2 separate regions of the Mus musculus genome follow, and region 2 is linked to region 1. The links are chromatin loops, found by intact Hi-C in ENCODE. Cell type or tissue: heart. All regions are shown on one strand.

Evidence for each region. Peaks named below come from ENCODE experiments on the same cell type or tissue, not always from the same donor. Only the 100,000 strongest peaks of a DNase experiment are listed, where the experiment ranks them.
Region 2: a loop joins it to region 1, with 3 times the contacts of the local background. A loop is called at or near these places in 1 of 42 quality-filtered maps.

What each region holds. Positions count from the first base shown.
Region 1 is chr7:145,080,100-145,088,099 of GRCm38, reverse strand. No RefSeq gene overlaps it. Among named protein-coding and RNA genes, the nearest start is that of Gm46023, 15 kb to the right of the region's middle. In heart, no CTCF peak of the experiment used is centred here; DNase peaks (open chromatin) are centred at 149, 4,543, 4,819 and 7,185; H3K27ac peaks cover 213 bases.
Region 2 is chr7:145,141,907-145,149,906 of GRCm38, reverse strand. No RefSeq gene overlaps it. Among named protein-coding and RNA genes, the nearest start is that of Gm45181, 21 kb to the left of the region's middle. In heart, a CTCF peak has its summit at 3,399 (motif pointing right); no DNase peak of the experiment used is centred here.

The sequences.
Region 1 (8,000 bases):
ACCTTTGAGAGGCACCAAAGACCTTGAGTCTTCATACCAGCTGCCACCCACACAGGCTGACGCCTCTTCCAACCCTGCAGGGGACTAAGGTCATTTGGAATTGTGAGAGGGCAGTGACATGGGGAAGGCCTGAGCTGGTGTCAGGTGTCAAGACATAAATAGAACCTGGGCAAGGCTACAGGAGAAGTCCTTTATCACTCTCAAGTGGGCTCTGAAGGTCCTGAGCTGGTTGGGAAGGTGAGTGCATAAGATCTCCCTAATCATATTCCGCCTCGAGGGACCTGGAGGCTGGAGGAGACACCAGGATCCCAATAGCCTGGGCAGGACCATTGAACTTTCTGGCTCCTCAGGCCAGGCCAAGAGACCTGGGCATGAAAGATCCCAACAACAGACACCAGTGACCTATGTTAGGGCTATCAGGGTCACAGTTCAGGGGAACAATAGTAAGTCTTGGGCTGTTCATGTTGGAATGGGGACTGGGCACAAGACAAGTCTCACATGAAACCGTTGAACAGCCATAGAAAAGTTGTCTCAAGTTAATGCACAGTTAGAGCTGTGCATTATATCCAAGCATATATCCAAGAGGGATATGCTTGTTGGAGACTAAGCTGAAGGTCCAGAGCCAGGGTCAGTACTCAAAAACTACCTGTGGCTCACATCAAAACTGCCTAGGGCTCCAACATGAAAGGCTCCAACAAATGCACCCAAGCACCCTTCTTCCTCTTATCCAGCATTTTCCTGTTCAGTACAAACAAGGAGCCCAGTGACGCTGTGTAGGGTATGGAGCTGACACTTGCTCTCTCTTCTTCCTGCTGCAAAATCCAGCAACGAGAGACTTATTGCACTCTCTCTCTCTCTCTCTCTCTCTCTCTCTCTCTCTCTCTCTCTCTCTCTCTCTGTGTGTGTGTGTGTGTGTGTGTGTGTGTGTGTGTGCATGTGTATGTGTGTTTGTGTGGAGAGAGAAAGACAGAGAGAGAGAGACTTCTGTCCTGGAGCTGTTTCCTTGGGCTTCCTGAGGAACAGTATTCAAACAGGTGTATGTGCTCTCCCATCAGAGGAGAGGGCATGAGCTGTCCACCTTCCCGGTGGGATGTGTAGGACATGGAGTGATGGATGCTTAGTCAGTCCTTTCTGCCATGAGGCCTTTGCACATATCCTTTGCTCTGGCCAGTAGGTCCACATAAGATTTCATGTTCCTTCCTGGGGGCTTTCCCTGTCTACCTGATGAGTTAACCTCTCTCCTAGTTTTATTCTGTTGCTGTGACAAACCCTCTGACCAAAAGTAACTCAGGAGAGTAAGGGTTTATTTGCCTTACAGTTCCAGGTACAGTTCATCTTTGCAGACAGGAGCTTGAGACAGTGGTCACACAACATCCACAGTTAGGAATAGTAAAAACCAAATGCACCCAAGCACCCTTCTTCCTCTTATCCAGCATTCTCCTGTCCAGTACAAACAGGGAGCCCAGGACCTTCCTGTTTAGTGAATAGTGCTACCTACTATGGGCTGGGTCTTCTCACATCAATCAATAATCAAAACAATCTTCCATAGGCTAACTTGCTTTATGCAATAATTCAGTTAGGCTCCTGTGGTGGCTTGAATATGCTTGGCCCATCGGAAGTGGCAGTATTAGGAGATGTGGCCTTATTGGAAGAGGTGTAGCCTTGTTAGAGGAAGTGTGTCACTGTGGAGGTGGGGCTCTGAGGTCTCATATATACACTCTAATCAGTCTGATTCAGACCTTCCTCCTGGCTGCCTGCAAATCAAGATGTAGAATTCCTGTCTCCTCCAGCACCATGTCTGTCTGCACACTGCCATGCTTCCCACTGTGATGATAATGGACTGAACCTCTGAAATTGTTAGCCAGCCCCAATGAAATGTTTGCCTTTACTTATAAGAGTTGTCTTGGTCATGGTTTCTCTTCACAGCAATAAAACCCTAACTAAGACAGCTCCCTTCCCAGGTGATTCTAAGATGTGGTAAGTTAATGGGTAAAATTAATCATCATACCTTCTAGCTGAAAAAACACTGCCCAACCTTGCTGACTCTCAGTCTGTCTCCCCACAAACCAGCAGTGTTTTTCTTCCTTACTCTCCAAGTCCGTTGCTTAGCTTGGTGAGCCTCATACCAGGTACAAAATAAATGAGAGGAGTAAAAGCCACACACCCTTTTTACCACTGTGCCTTTTAGCCTGGATAGGCCAGACAGGAAGACTCTGGCCCAAAACCCTGCCAGGTCTCCTCCAGGTAGGAGCCTCAGGAGATAGGTAGGGAAGAGCCAGTTGTCTCTGAAACCTCTGAGCCCAAGCACTGCAGGGAGGCCAGGGTGGGTTTTCGTGTTTGAAATCATGGGCTCTAGGATAGGCTGACACAAGTGCTGCCTGGAGGACACCTCAGTGGTGGGCATGCAATAGCCGCTGAGAGTCAGCTAGTGCGTTTTATCCCCCTCACCCCCTATGTGTGTAATATGTGGTATTGTGCTTCAGGACACCATCCACCTTGTGATTTGAAACAGGTCTCTCATTGCCTGGAGTTCACAGTGATCCCCTGTCTCCACCTCTCCAGCCCTGGGATTACAAGCACATGCTACCACATGGCTTTTCATATAGGCTCTGGGAGTGAAGCCCAGGTCCTCATGCTTGCAGAGTAAGCACTTTAATAATTAACTATGCAGACTCTCAATCTTTATTATTTGCTATGAAACTAAGGGTTTTTTTAATAGATTATGTAAAAGAAAGACACATATTTCAAACCCAGTCTGAAAGGAAAATTACAATATCCAGGAATCACATCAGGCTAAGAAACTACATCAGCCAGGATTAGGACTGGCTATGAGTCAAGGGTACCTCCCCAAGAGCAGTGGTCTGAAGAAGATAACAATTCTAAGTTGTAATACATTCCTCCCTTCTTCCACCCCTCATTGTGCCTCTCCCATCCTTCCTCTACTCTTTCCTTCCTTCCCTGCTTCCCCTGTAACATGGCCACACCTAGCTGCAAGAGAGTCAAGTATAGATGCCATTACATAAATAAGCCATGTACCTTTTCCACTCTACAGTATCTTTGTGGGGGTGGTTTGGAAAAGTCATTGTTCTCAGTTACAGTGATATTTGTGATTTCCCCAGATGTTTGGTCAACTGCTCAGGTTGACCTTCTTCAGCTGGCCATCTTGTACCTGGCTGGATCATTTCCTTAGCATAAGCTTCTAGAAGCTCAAAGGCCAAGTCCAACAGCGACCTGACATTAAACATGAATTGGTATCTGTAGTTTCTCTCCCTGTTTAAACCTACAGTGACTAGAGGGTACTGGGGAAAATGCCTAGGACAAGGCACACCCTCCCTGATTTCTCCAGTACAATGGAATATCTCATGACTTTTCTCAACCCAAAGGTCTTTCTGCATCTTTCTGTGGACTTCCCTAGGGTCTGTACCAGTCCTGTGAGACTGTTCCCAGTACACAACTGCACTGTGCAGTCCTTCCACATGGGGCCCAAGTATAGGGCTGTTCACCTGCATCAGGAACCCCTGGGTGGGGAGCTGGGACCAACAGAATGTGGGTGACTGTCTGGCCTTCCATCAGAGAGATAGAAACGCAGCCACCAGGTTTGGATGCTTCTTATGAGTCCTCTCAGACCAGTGACATCAGGAGTTAGTCCCACAGCATCCAATTCACATGGCAAAGAATTCACCAGGATGCCTGCTTAGTGTGAATTTCAGGCAAGTAGATATATACGTTATTTTTCTGTTGCTGTGTTGCTGTGATAAAATCATTAAGACCAAAACAACTTATAAAAAAAGACATTCAGCTGTGCTTATGGTCTCAAAAGGATAGTCTATGATGTCAAAGTGTAGGTGTGGCTACAGGAACATCTGAGAACTCACATTTTAAATTGCAAGCAGGAGAGAGAGAGAGAGAGAGAGAGAGAGAGAGAGAGAGAGAGAGAGAGAGAGAGAGAGAGGGTTAACTGGGTATGATGGGAGGCTTTTGAAAACTCACAGCCCACCTCCCAGTGACAAACCTTCTCCCATGAGGCAATACCTTCTAACCCTTCCTAAATAATTCTACCAACTGGGGACTAAATATTCAAACACATGAGCCTAGGGGGGCCATGCTCATTCAAACCATCATATTCCACTTCCTGTTCCCCATTGGCTCATAGCCATAACATAATGCAAAATGCATTTAGTTCAACGTCAAAAGTCCCAATAGTCTGTCACAAACTCGATACTTTTTCAGAAGTCCAAAGTCTAATATCTCTTCTGAAACTCAAGACAATCTCTTAACTATAACCCCCTGAAAAATCAAAAGCAAATCACATACTTCCAACATACAATGACACAGCATATACATTGCCATTACAACAGGGGGAAAGATGGGGGTAGGCATGGTGAGAAAATGCCGGGTCAGAGTGAGGCCAAAACACAGCAGAACAAACTCCAAATCCTGTATCTCCACGTCTCAGGCCAAAGATCTCTGATGGCTTTTCCTGTCTAGCTTTTCTGCCTGCAAGGGAACTCTCTCTCATTTGGGCTGGCTCCATTCTTCATGTGCAGCTCTCCTTGGCAGATGTCTCGTTGCTCTAACACCTCTAACATAGTGGGTTCTCCAACACAACTCAGGCTTCCCTTTTGTGACAGGGCGAAACAGGGCAGAGGTTCCTCCACCTTATATTCTTACTGGGGCCATTTCAGGTTTAACTAGAATTTGATCTCCTCCATTGGGGATCCCACGGGAAATTATCAAACTCTATTCTAGGAACCAAAGCTCAGGACGTCCTAGGAACTTATCTTAGCTTCTGTCAGAACTGCCTGTTTGTGCTGAACCCCCTCCAGCTAACTGCTTATCTTAGCTTCTGTTAGAACAGCCTGTTTGTCGGAACCTGCCAGGAAGGGACCCTACCCAGTTATCCTCACCACTTCAATTGCTATGAAAGTTGCTGGTATCATTCCCTGGATCCATCGCTCCCAATTAAAGGTGGCTGAGGACTCTTCAGATGGATTGTCGCTGTTACTTTGGACCCAGTAAGATAAGACTGGTGGAGATCATTAACCCAGAACACTTTGTTCATCCTTTTCCTTTCTCCCTGTCTGGAAACAGGAGCATGTAACTTTCAGCATCCCCCTATCTGGACTTGGAATTAAAAATAAAAGACACAGGAAGGTGAAAGTCAATCTGATTGTAAATGAGCACCCCCCCAGCCCCCTTCCATAGAGACCTTTGTTGTTTTATGCTTGCTTTTGGAACTTGTTTAAACTGTAGGAGGGATGGCTGCAGGGACCTATCTTTTGAGATAGAAATGCAGAAATTCAGTTGTATTTATGTGCTGTGAGCATGCCTTCACATAGTTAGGGGCCAGGTAATGGGAGGAATTTTCTATTGAGCTAAATGAGGGATACAGTTAGGTCAAACTGGAGCTTCCCAGAGGCATGCCAGCAGCTATGTAAACATAGAAAGAATGGTCTCTTCCAAACCTGGCATGATTAGGAACCATAATGATTCCATAACCAGAAGACTAAGAGATTAGAGACAACACAGGGATGACTATGCTCCATGGGACACTAAAAGAACCTGAGAGATAAGACTCTCTTATTCTGCCAGAAGAGACCCAGAGAATAAGTTCACCATTCAGAGGAGGCCACCTTCTCAGGCTCCCAGATCTATGGGTCACAACAGAGGCCTGTACCCTCCCCAGGGAAAAAGACTCAAACCTGACCAATGTTTCCTCCCATGAGATTAGCCCCAAGCAGCACTAAAAGCATTATTGCCCTAGGCCCCTCTGGCACCAGGGATGGGAATCCTTCTATATTCTTTTCCCTTGACAAGGTTCACTGTTTGCTCAATCGCTTATGGTTGGGAATTGTTCGAGATTGCTGACTGTGCCTAAACCCTTAACCCCATACTACAGAGACCACCAGTCCACCAGCAAGTACAGACAATCATAACTGGAAACAGCCTAAGCTAACACTGGAGACCTACAGGAAGCTGGAACCTCCCTGGCGTTCAGGACTTCTGACCTAGGTGCTTGCTTTACTTTAATGCTTGCTATTCTACTTTCCATGTCAATTCTTTTCATGGTCAGCAGCAAGAGCGTGTGAGACCACTTGGTGGGCATGCACAAATGGTTTAACTAAATGTACCTCCTCCGAGGCATTCCAAAATTAATCCCTCTTTTGTGTCCCAGTGCACACCCTACCCAAGGATACTCATATAACAGGGAAGAAGAGAGAAGACACTTTAACATGGACCCCAGGCTGCAAGAGGAAGAGCAAGCCTCACCTATCCTCATTTGGCTCCTAGTTGGAGCTGGTATTTCTGGGCCTGTAGCCATAGGAATATCAGCCTTTAGTTGGTGATAAAAAACCAGAATTGAGTAAAGAATGTACTAGGGCTTAGGGATATTGCAAGACCCCATATCTAGACTAGAGAAACAAGCAGATACCTTAGCAGAGGGCATTCTGCAACATCAAGGAGGCTTAGGTCTTCCCTTGAAGAAACAAAGAGAATTGGGTACAGCTTTAGGAGAAACCTGCTATTTCTATGTCAACCAATGAGGGGCAATCAAGGAAAACTTCAACAAAAGGGAAGGAAGGAGGCATGGATTAGATAATTGGTATTAGTCTCTATCTTGTCCCCATGGCTGAACACCTTACTGTCAGCATTAGCTAGACCATTGATTCTTATCCTGACCAGGCTAATGTGGAGTGCAGGGGAGACTCTGCACCCTCAACTGCATGGCCACCTACACCAGAGAATATACTCAGTTATACTACTCATCCCTAGGAGTAACTATATCCCTTAGAATAGAACAAGCCAATGATTTGACACATGCCTATAGAGCCAGTGAGGAATGTGACAGGGCAAGACATTGCAGAGGATCCTCCATCTTGTATTCTTGCTTTGGCCATTTCAGGATTAACTAATCTGGTTTAATCTGATCTCCTTGGTGGAGAATACCCATGGAAAATTATCCAGCTCTATTCAAGGAATCCAAGGTCAGGATTTCCCAGCTAACTTAGCTTCTGTTAGAACTACCTGTTTATGTGGAGGCCCCTCCAGTTAACTGCTTATCTCAGCTTCTGTCACACTGCTTATTTCAAACTACTTACTTCTGCAAAGCCCACTGCAGCTGCCTAGTGAGATTCCAGGATATGGTTTCTTCCTTTAAAAGCCCTGTGCTCTGGACATGCAAGAGGTCCCTGAACACTTGGGTGTGGTTCCAGTTGGCTGGAATAAAGATTTTTCAATTGGCTACAAACTGTGTCTGAGTGGTCATCTCTGGTGAACTCACCATAACGTTCACAGTTTTCTCAGGGTCTCAGTGCAGGGACTTGATTTTCCCTGCCATGCATGTGACCTCAGTGGCTCTTCTTAACCATGGAGGAAGATTCCATAAGCTCTTTACTCCTGTAGTCTTGATGATTCTCTAAGGAACCTAACTTAAGAGCCATTTTGTGTGACTTGGAATAATGCCAGGCATGTGACATAGAAGCTTGCCACTAGGCAGTTCTAATAAGAGCTAGGCCTCCGAAGCAAGCCCCTGGCAGCCCACTGAGCAAATCAGATAAAGCCTAGTCCAGGCCTCGACATGCTAATGAGTTACCCTCATGGTGGTGTGGATGTGCTAGTGAACCAGCCCCAAACTATGAGCCCTAAGAGCACAAAGCTACTGCCCAATGAAATAATACAAAAACTGGAATATTAAAAATAGTCTTTAGGATCCAACCGCTGCTCTCTGGAGATGACTTATCTAGCCTCTGTTTGATACCCATCAGGAAGAGAATTTGAGACTCTCTGTTTGGCCCTGTCTTCCGTGACCACTGAAATTCAGGCACTATTGCTGGGCCCACACATGCCCACCTGTCAGCACTAGCTATTGGCCTGAAATCTCAAGAACCCCTTAGGACTCATCCTTAGGATGATCCCTCATCCTCCTAGGATGCTACAGTTGAAAGACTTCATGGTGAATGTAGGTAGAGCCTGCAAGTTTCTGAAGTGGAATCGAATCC
Region 2 (8,000 bases), 62 kb before region 1:
AGAGAGAGAGAGAGAGAGAGAGAGAGAGAGAGAGAGAGAGAGAGAAAGGGAGGGAGATGACCCAGCCAAGGGTGATATCCTTGCCTCAGCTTCTAGGGACAGGTACAGGCATGGTAGCTAGCTCCCAAGACCCTTTGCTCCTCACCTCTCAGGGTCCATAGCTTAGAGCTGTGTGTTCCCAGACTGAGCTCAGTTCTATAGGTAGACAGGGAGTGGCTAGGCTGTGAAGGACCTCATGACACCCTTGTTCTGAGGACACGTGGGTGTCTGGATGAGAGTATGGGTGTCTGAGTGGGCATCTGGATATCTTTGTGAGGGTGAAGATGTGGGTATTTGGGTATGAGTGGGTGGGCGTTAGGTGTCTGTGTGGGCACTGCTTTAGCTAGAGTGGTCAGAATGGCTGTACTGAAGGAAGAGATTTGAGAAAGCCCTGAGAAATAGCTGCCAGTGAGGCTCACAGGTATCAGGAGAGGAGCGTTTCAGGCAGAACCAACTCTCACATATACAAAGGCCACAAGCCACACATTGTGTGGCCGGTGTGAAGTAAGGCAGAAGCAGAACAGGAGAGTGAGATCTCCCAGTTCAACTTGGAGGAGGCGGTGTGCTTGTTCTGAGCTTGCGAGCCTGCCCTAAAAGTTTCCACCCTCAATAGATTGATACTGGTCTATGGTGGCCACTGGACAGACAGACAGATGCTCTGAGGTAAGCATCAGCTTGGGAAGGGCCCTCATCAAATGACAGCTGACAGGAAGGCACTGTGCACGCCTTGCAGTCCTCCTCATCTTCCAGGGCAGAAATGGGGAAGTCCTCCCTCTGCTTGCTGTACAGCCAGCCGCATTGCTATAGGTTCAGCTTCTGAGCTCAATCCAAGGTCCAAGCCTGGAGCCTGAGGCCTTCTGAGTGTTCCTAGCCCTCCTTCCCAGCCTGAGTCGGCCTCCCTCTCACCCACTCCTTCTGTGAGGTCTAGGTCTCCCCCTCCTTCTCTCTCTCTCTCTCTCTCTCTCTCTCTCTCTCTCTCTCTCTCTCCATATGTGTGTGTGTGTGTGTGTGTGTGTGTGTGTGTGTGTGTGTGTGTGTGTGTGAACAACCTCCCTCCACAATCCACCTCCTTTGAGACAGACTTTCTCATTGACCTGGGGCTCACCAGTAATGCTAGACTGGGTGGTCATGGAGCCCAGAGATCCTCCTGCCTCTGCAATTGATCCTCCCCAATGATGGAATTCCAAACACAAGCCACCCACTCATCTCTTTGTAGATCCTGAGGCTCAAACTCAGCTTCTCATTCTTGTCAGGCAAGACTGAGCCATATCCGCAGTACCTCTCCTCTCATCTGTTCTGCTTGCTGCTGTCTTCCTCCCTGAGGCTGAACTCAGCTGCACCTCCCTCTGACACTCACCGTACCCCCACCCTGCAAGTGACCCTGCAGGTGACCTCTTGTCACTGCTCAGAGCTTCCTGCCGCACCCTGAAGTCTCTTGTGTGAGTCTGCCTCTCTTGCTTTTGTCTTTCTGTGAGAGAGGCAGTTATTCCTCTTTGGCTTCTGTTATTGACAGTTCATGTACAGTTTCTTTATGCAAGTTCTGTGAATTTTTTTTAGATTTATGTGTGTGTATATGTGGTATGTGTGTTTGTGTGTGTATGTGTGTGTGTGTGGTGTGGTGTGTGTGGGGGTGGGTGTGGTGTGGGTGTGTGAAGTGAGGACGCATATGAGTGTAGGTGCCTGTGGAGACCAGAAGAGGGTGCTGGATCCCTGAAACTAGAATGCCACGTGGTTTTGAGCTGCTCACCATGAGTGCTGGGAACTGAGCTGGATCCCTTGTCAAGTGCCACCTGAGCCATCTCTCCCACTCTGAGATCTCTGGATTCTGACAAGCACATAGAGTTGTGGAATACCTCACTGTCAAGTCACACAGTCCTGCCATCACCCATGTCTTGTAGTGTGATGTAGTGAGCAGTCCCACACGTGTCCCAAGGAATTGCTTTTATCATTAGCCCCTGCTGCACCACAGATGTGTTGAATCTGGGACTTGGCCCTGGGGTTATGGACACCTGAAGTCTTAAGATCCACACAGTATCAGTCTTAGTGTCTGAGGAGGCTTCTTGCCTGGTGTCAGGTCAGGGCCTTCTTGCTGTTGAGGTGTGTGTGGAGGAGAATCGGCCTTCTCACTCTTTCTGTAAAGACACTAATCCTTTTGGGTCAGGACTTCTTACTGCATCTGTTCTCAACCTGGGGGTCATGACCCCTTTAAAGGTTTAAGAACCCTTTCACAGGGCTCGCCTAAGACCACTGAAAAACACAGGTATCTACACTACTATTCATAATAGAAGCAAAATTACATTTATGAAGTAGCCATGAAATAACTTTATGGTTGTTGGGAGTCACCAACCAACCATACATGAGGACTGTATTAGAGGGTTGCAGCATTAGGGAGGTTGAGAACCACTGCCTCTTGACCACTTTTAACCTTATTTTGTGTCCTCAAAGCCTTATCTCCAGATAAGGGAACAGTTAAAATTAGGGCTTCCATATATGGAGGACACAGTCTTGTTTTCTGTACCTCTAATTTGTCCTTTCCAAGAATATCACAGAACCAGAATCTTACAGCTTCTAGCTTTTTGGCATCTTGTGTAGCAACAAATATATTACTATTCCTTCTATTTACCTTGCTGTATAGTACTCCACCAAACATCCTACTGTTCATCCATTGTGGAGATTCTTCTATTCAGTGGGATGCTGTAAGCAGCATTTGCAGGTTTTCACAATTCTTCCTAAAAACACACACAAGATTCCACTAGTATGCCTGAGCATCCATGTGTCCCTTTCTCTTGGGTACAGGTTTTAGGATTTTAGATAAGTTTATACTTTTACAAGCAGCTCTTTCCCATAATGTTTGAACTAACTTCCATACGCTCCAGGAACACATGCCTTCCTGTAACTGCATCCACAAAGCACACTGTACTGTGAGGGCCCCTCCCCAAAGAATAAACAACTAGTTATCAATTGTTTGACCACTTTAAGGAGTACATCATAGTATCACAATGTGGTTTTAGTTTGGTTGCCTTGGTGACTGGTGGAGGTGAAGCCATTCACATGTATTCTCTTGCTCAGGGGAAAACCTCATTCAGAGAGTTGGCTCATTGTCAATCATGTATCTTATTTTCCCACTGCTGAGAGAGTTCCAAATTCTTTGTCAATTATGTGGCTCACAAATATTTGTTCCTGGCATGGTGTGTGCCTTTTCATTCAGCAGGAGATAGTTTTAGTTCTGATGACATCCTGTTTAAGGATTTCTTCATATATCTATATCTATGTTTGTGCTTATAATCTATAATCTACATCATCTGTATCTATAGAGAGAGGTATTAGATTGATTTTTCTTTAAGTGTGTGTGTTTGTCTGTGTGTGTGTAGGTGCCCAGGGAGGCCAGAAGAGGGCATTTGATCCCTTATAGCTGGAGTGGCAGATGACTGTGAGCCACTTCATGTGGGATTTGAATGCTAGGTCTCATGATTGAAGAACAAGCACTCTGTTGTTGTTGCTGCTGCTGGTGCTGCTGCTGCTGCTGTTTTGAGACAGGGTTTCTCTGTGTAGCCCTAGATGTCCTGGAACTTGCTCTGTAGACCAGGCTGGCCTTGAACTCAGAGACCCACTGCACACATCACCACTGGCTTCAGTAAGCACTATAACTGCTGTGTCTTCTCTCCAGCCCTAGATTTTTTTAAATGTATTCATTGTGCCTCCAGAGAAATTGACATGAGATCTTTACCTAATCTAAGGTCACAAAGATTTAGGTCCTGTTTCTTCCAGAATTTTCCTAGCGGATTATTATTATTATTATTATTTTGTTTTTGTTTTTGTTTTTGTTTTTCAAGACAGGGTTTCTCTGTCCTGGAACTCATCTGTAGACCAGGATGGCCATGAACTCAGAAATCTGCCTGCCTCTGTCTCCCAAGTGCTGGGATTAAAGGCATGTGCCACCACTGTCCGGCATAATTTTTTTTTTTTTTACATTATTAATCTTAGTAAATCTAAGTTTGTTCTTGAGGTACAATGTGATCGGGTTTCTTTTACCACTGCTTTCTCACTATGATGAACTGTCCCTGGAACTGTGAGCCAAACCAGACCTGTCCTCACTTAAATTGCTTTTGTCAGAGCTACTGAAAGATTAATACAGGCACAGTCTCGCTGCATTGCCCAGGCTGGCTTTGAACTTACAATCCTCCTACCTCAGCCTTGCTAGCGGCTGGACTGACAGGCCTGAGCCTCTAGGCCAGGATCTTGAATACATCTCTAACAACCTTTGAAGTCCCTGGCTCCTGTATCCTCCATCTGTCACCCGTGGGTCTATTTCTTTTGACTGGTTTTTCTCTGCATCAGAGTCTCTGGCTATTTTTTGTTACCAGAGTCTGGTAATTTTTGTTCAGATGCTCGATGCATTCCATGGGACTCTGTTCTGAGCTTGGATGTGTCTTGCTTTACAGTGATGCTGGGGTTTGTTTCCAGAAGAGAAGTTACACATGGATCTGGTTTTGTCCTCTAGAAGCGTGTCCCAGAACGTTGTTAGGGCAGCTCCTGGGTGGCCTCTGCCACAGGATTAGCTTTCTGTGACTAAAGCACAGTCTTCCCAAAAACTCTCCCAGGACCCAGCAGCAGATTTCAGCTGTGGCTGGAGGACACTGCGAGTGTCTCTGCCCACAGGTGGGTCCCCAGCTCCCAGGTGGCAGAGGTCTCCCAGTCTATCAGGGCCTCCATCCCCACCATTAATGACTCAAAGATCCTGTTACTATTTTGGAAGCCACTCTCTTCCTGACTCCTTTTTTAGTGCTCTGTCTTCTGACTTCCAGCTGTTTTGATCTCCGGAAGATCCCTCTCTGTCTCTTTAACTCAGTGATGTGGTCTGGGAACTGCCCCTGATAGAATATCATAGTGGTTCCTCATATTGTCCAAGGCCTGGAAAAGATCTCAATTTCACTACCCCTAGTTTTCCAATTGTTTCCTTTCTTTTTACATGTTATTATTATCTGTGTGTGTGTGTAATAGAAAGGTGTGTATGAGTGTGTGTATGCATATGACAGAGACAGAGAGATGTGTGTATGTATAATAGGGTGGTGTATATGAGTATGTGAGTGTGCATATGATAGAGAGAGATATGCATGCGTGTGTGTGTGTTTGTGTGTGTGTGTATGTGTGGGCATGTGTGATATGTATGTGTGTGTGTGTGTGTGCTGTGACCCACACGCTGAGGTCATCAGACAGCTTTCTGGTAACATTTCTCTCCTTGGTTTATCTGGTTCCAGGAATGGAGCTCAGGTTGTCAGCCTTGCCCAGGTGGCCCTTTTACCTGCTGAGCCCTCTTGATATTTCAATGCCACTGCCTAGAGTTTATTTTCTCCTTTCCTGGTCCCAGTCTTCCAGGTGTCCCACCCCACATCCTTGCCTGTCCTGTGCAACATACGACCTCTCCCCTGTGCTTGATGCCACACAGACCCAGGCCCTAGCCTCTGCTCTGCTTGTGGTCAGCCATCTTTCCGCTCCTCTTGGGGGCCTTACTGTACTGCTCTGTGCACAAGGGGTGTGTGTGTGGTGTATATGTTTGTATGTATGTATGTGGATTGTGTACATGGTGTGTGTATGGTGGTGATGTGTGTGTGTGTGTGTGTGTATGGTATATGTGTATGTGTATATGTGTAGTGTTTGTGTGTCTGGGTATGTATCAGCCTGTGCTCAGCAGCCTTCTTGCAAGTCTGGGTAAGGGTTCTCTGTATGTGACAGTCCCACAGCCCAAATCCTACCACACTCCACTGAAGAGCAGACCGTGGCTCCTGGGGACCCTTTGAGGGAGACCTTGCAGCAAGGAGGCAGGGGCTGTTTACCTTTGGGTGTGTGAGCATCAAAGAAGCTGGAGGAACCCTGCTGGGGTCCCCTGGCAGCCCCATTTGGGCAATAGCATTCTTTCCCCCAGGAAACAGGGTTCCTGGCAGAAGGTGCCAGAACTTCCAGACAGAGCCAAGACTCCACTGAGCAAGATGCTTCTTCATGTCTCAGTCCTGAATCTCTGTCCTTGGCCAAATGCCAACATCAATAGCTATCCACTGGTAACTGACTCCGGGTTTCATGTCATCTCTGGGGCCCAGGGAGTCAGAGGATTTGCTCAGCAGTGTGGGTTACCACCCCTGGCCCAGTCATTCCCACAAGACAGAGGGCTTGATGCACTTGGTATGCAGTGCTGATGTCTGGATGCTGCCTTTGAGGACACATGTGTCCTCTGCTTCCTGCTCTTATATTCTCGCTGGGATGGAAGGACAGTCTCCACCTCCTAGACTTAGGGCAGGAGCTCTTACGATATGACTGGCACATAGTGGAGACTTGCTGACCCTGTGGCACACACATTGGTAGTGCTGGAGATGTTAGATAGGTGGTACTGGATCCTGAACCCTGGACTCTCAAATAGCCAGGCTCGGCCACACCACCATCATCAATAGGCTAATTAAACAGCTAAGTTATAGTGAATGCAGAGAGGAGAGCCATTCAGTACAGACACACTGGGAAGAGGGACAAAGAGGTATAGTGACTCCCAAGTCTGTTTTCAAGGTCTGGATACAAGGCTCAGGCTTAAACAGAGGGCAGGAGGAGTGCAGAGCTAAGAGTCCTGGTCAGGGTGTGGTCCTGTCCATCACTGATCCATCACTGTCTCAGCTTCAGTCTCTCCTGCAAGGTGATCTGACAAGTTCTCAGAACTCTGGGGGGTCTCTGGGAGACAAGCTCCCCTCTGTCTGGCTCCAGGCTTTAGCCTTTCCCTTCCCAGTGTGAGATTCCTGGGGCAAATCCAATGCCTTGGGTTCCGTTGTTTCAGTGGTCTCACAGCTAAATGGAGGTTCACAAGCATCTCCTCAGGTTATCCTCACTTCTGCTGGCCTGGTTACAACTGGGGGCATCAGAAGAGCCCTGTTGCTTTCTCCCTTCTCTTCTTCCTTCAAACCTATGACCTGGTACCACTGAGCAGCCGGGGACCTCGGGGGCCTCTCACATGCAGACTCCATTTGTTTAACTGTGAAATGGGAATAGCAAGCTTCTCTCCACGTCCGTTGCCGGTGTAGGCATATGAGAGGCAAGAGTGTGCCTGAAACAGGGAAATGAGCCTGTTATTGTCCAGTTATTACTTGTTAATTTCATAGACAGATCTGCCTGAGAGCTTTGGCACAATGATGGATACAGCACCCTGGTCTCTACCTCCAGAGATGGGCACAGGGGAGGTGTGAATAGGCCAGGGGTGTAAAGAGGCCCCTTCTAGAGCTCAGAGTGCTGGGTTGGTGGAGGTGGCAGAGTACAGGGCTCAGTCATGGGCATGGATACAGGTACAGAGAGTGCAACTTGGCTATTATAGCTTCCTATTCTTGCTTCTCTGAGCCTCAGTTTTCCCAAGTGGAGTGGAAGTGGGCGAGGCTGGTTGTGATGCCAGAGGGTGACAGAGGACTGAATGATGAATGTAACCCTAACCCTGAGTGAGTCCTGGATGAGCATTAAACGCGGAGTTGTACCTCCACCTCAGAGCTGACTTCACTGCCCGCCTGCCCACAAAGCCAGTATGGAGTTGTCGCAGGCCTTGGCAGGAAAGGGCAGCACCTAAGAGGTGCTTCAGTGGTCAGGAGAGGCAAGAACCTCTTTGATGGCTCTGAGTCTGCAGAGGGACCAGCTTCCTGCCACCTATGTCCCCACCACCATCCCTTTATCTTTCCAGGCTGCACCGTCCCAGGGGAGCCCACCAGGGAAATCTGAGCTGCAGGCAGGAGCTGTGGGCTGTGTGTCCGCCTGGACCATCGCCTGGGGATGGGAGTGAGTCCCAGGTGTGACCATTGTTCCTGAGCACAGGTGAGGATAATGTGACCTGACAGCCTGAGGAAGGGCCCCTGGAGGATTCATGGGCACTGGAGAAACCAACATTCTGTGGACATCCCTATGGCCCCAGCCTCTTCACTTGCTTCTAGAGTCAGTGGTTTGGA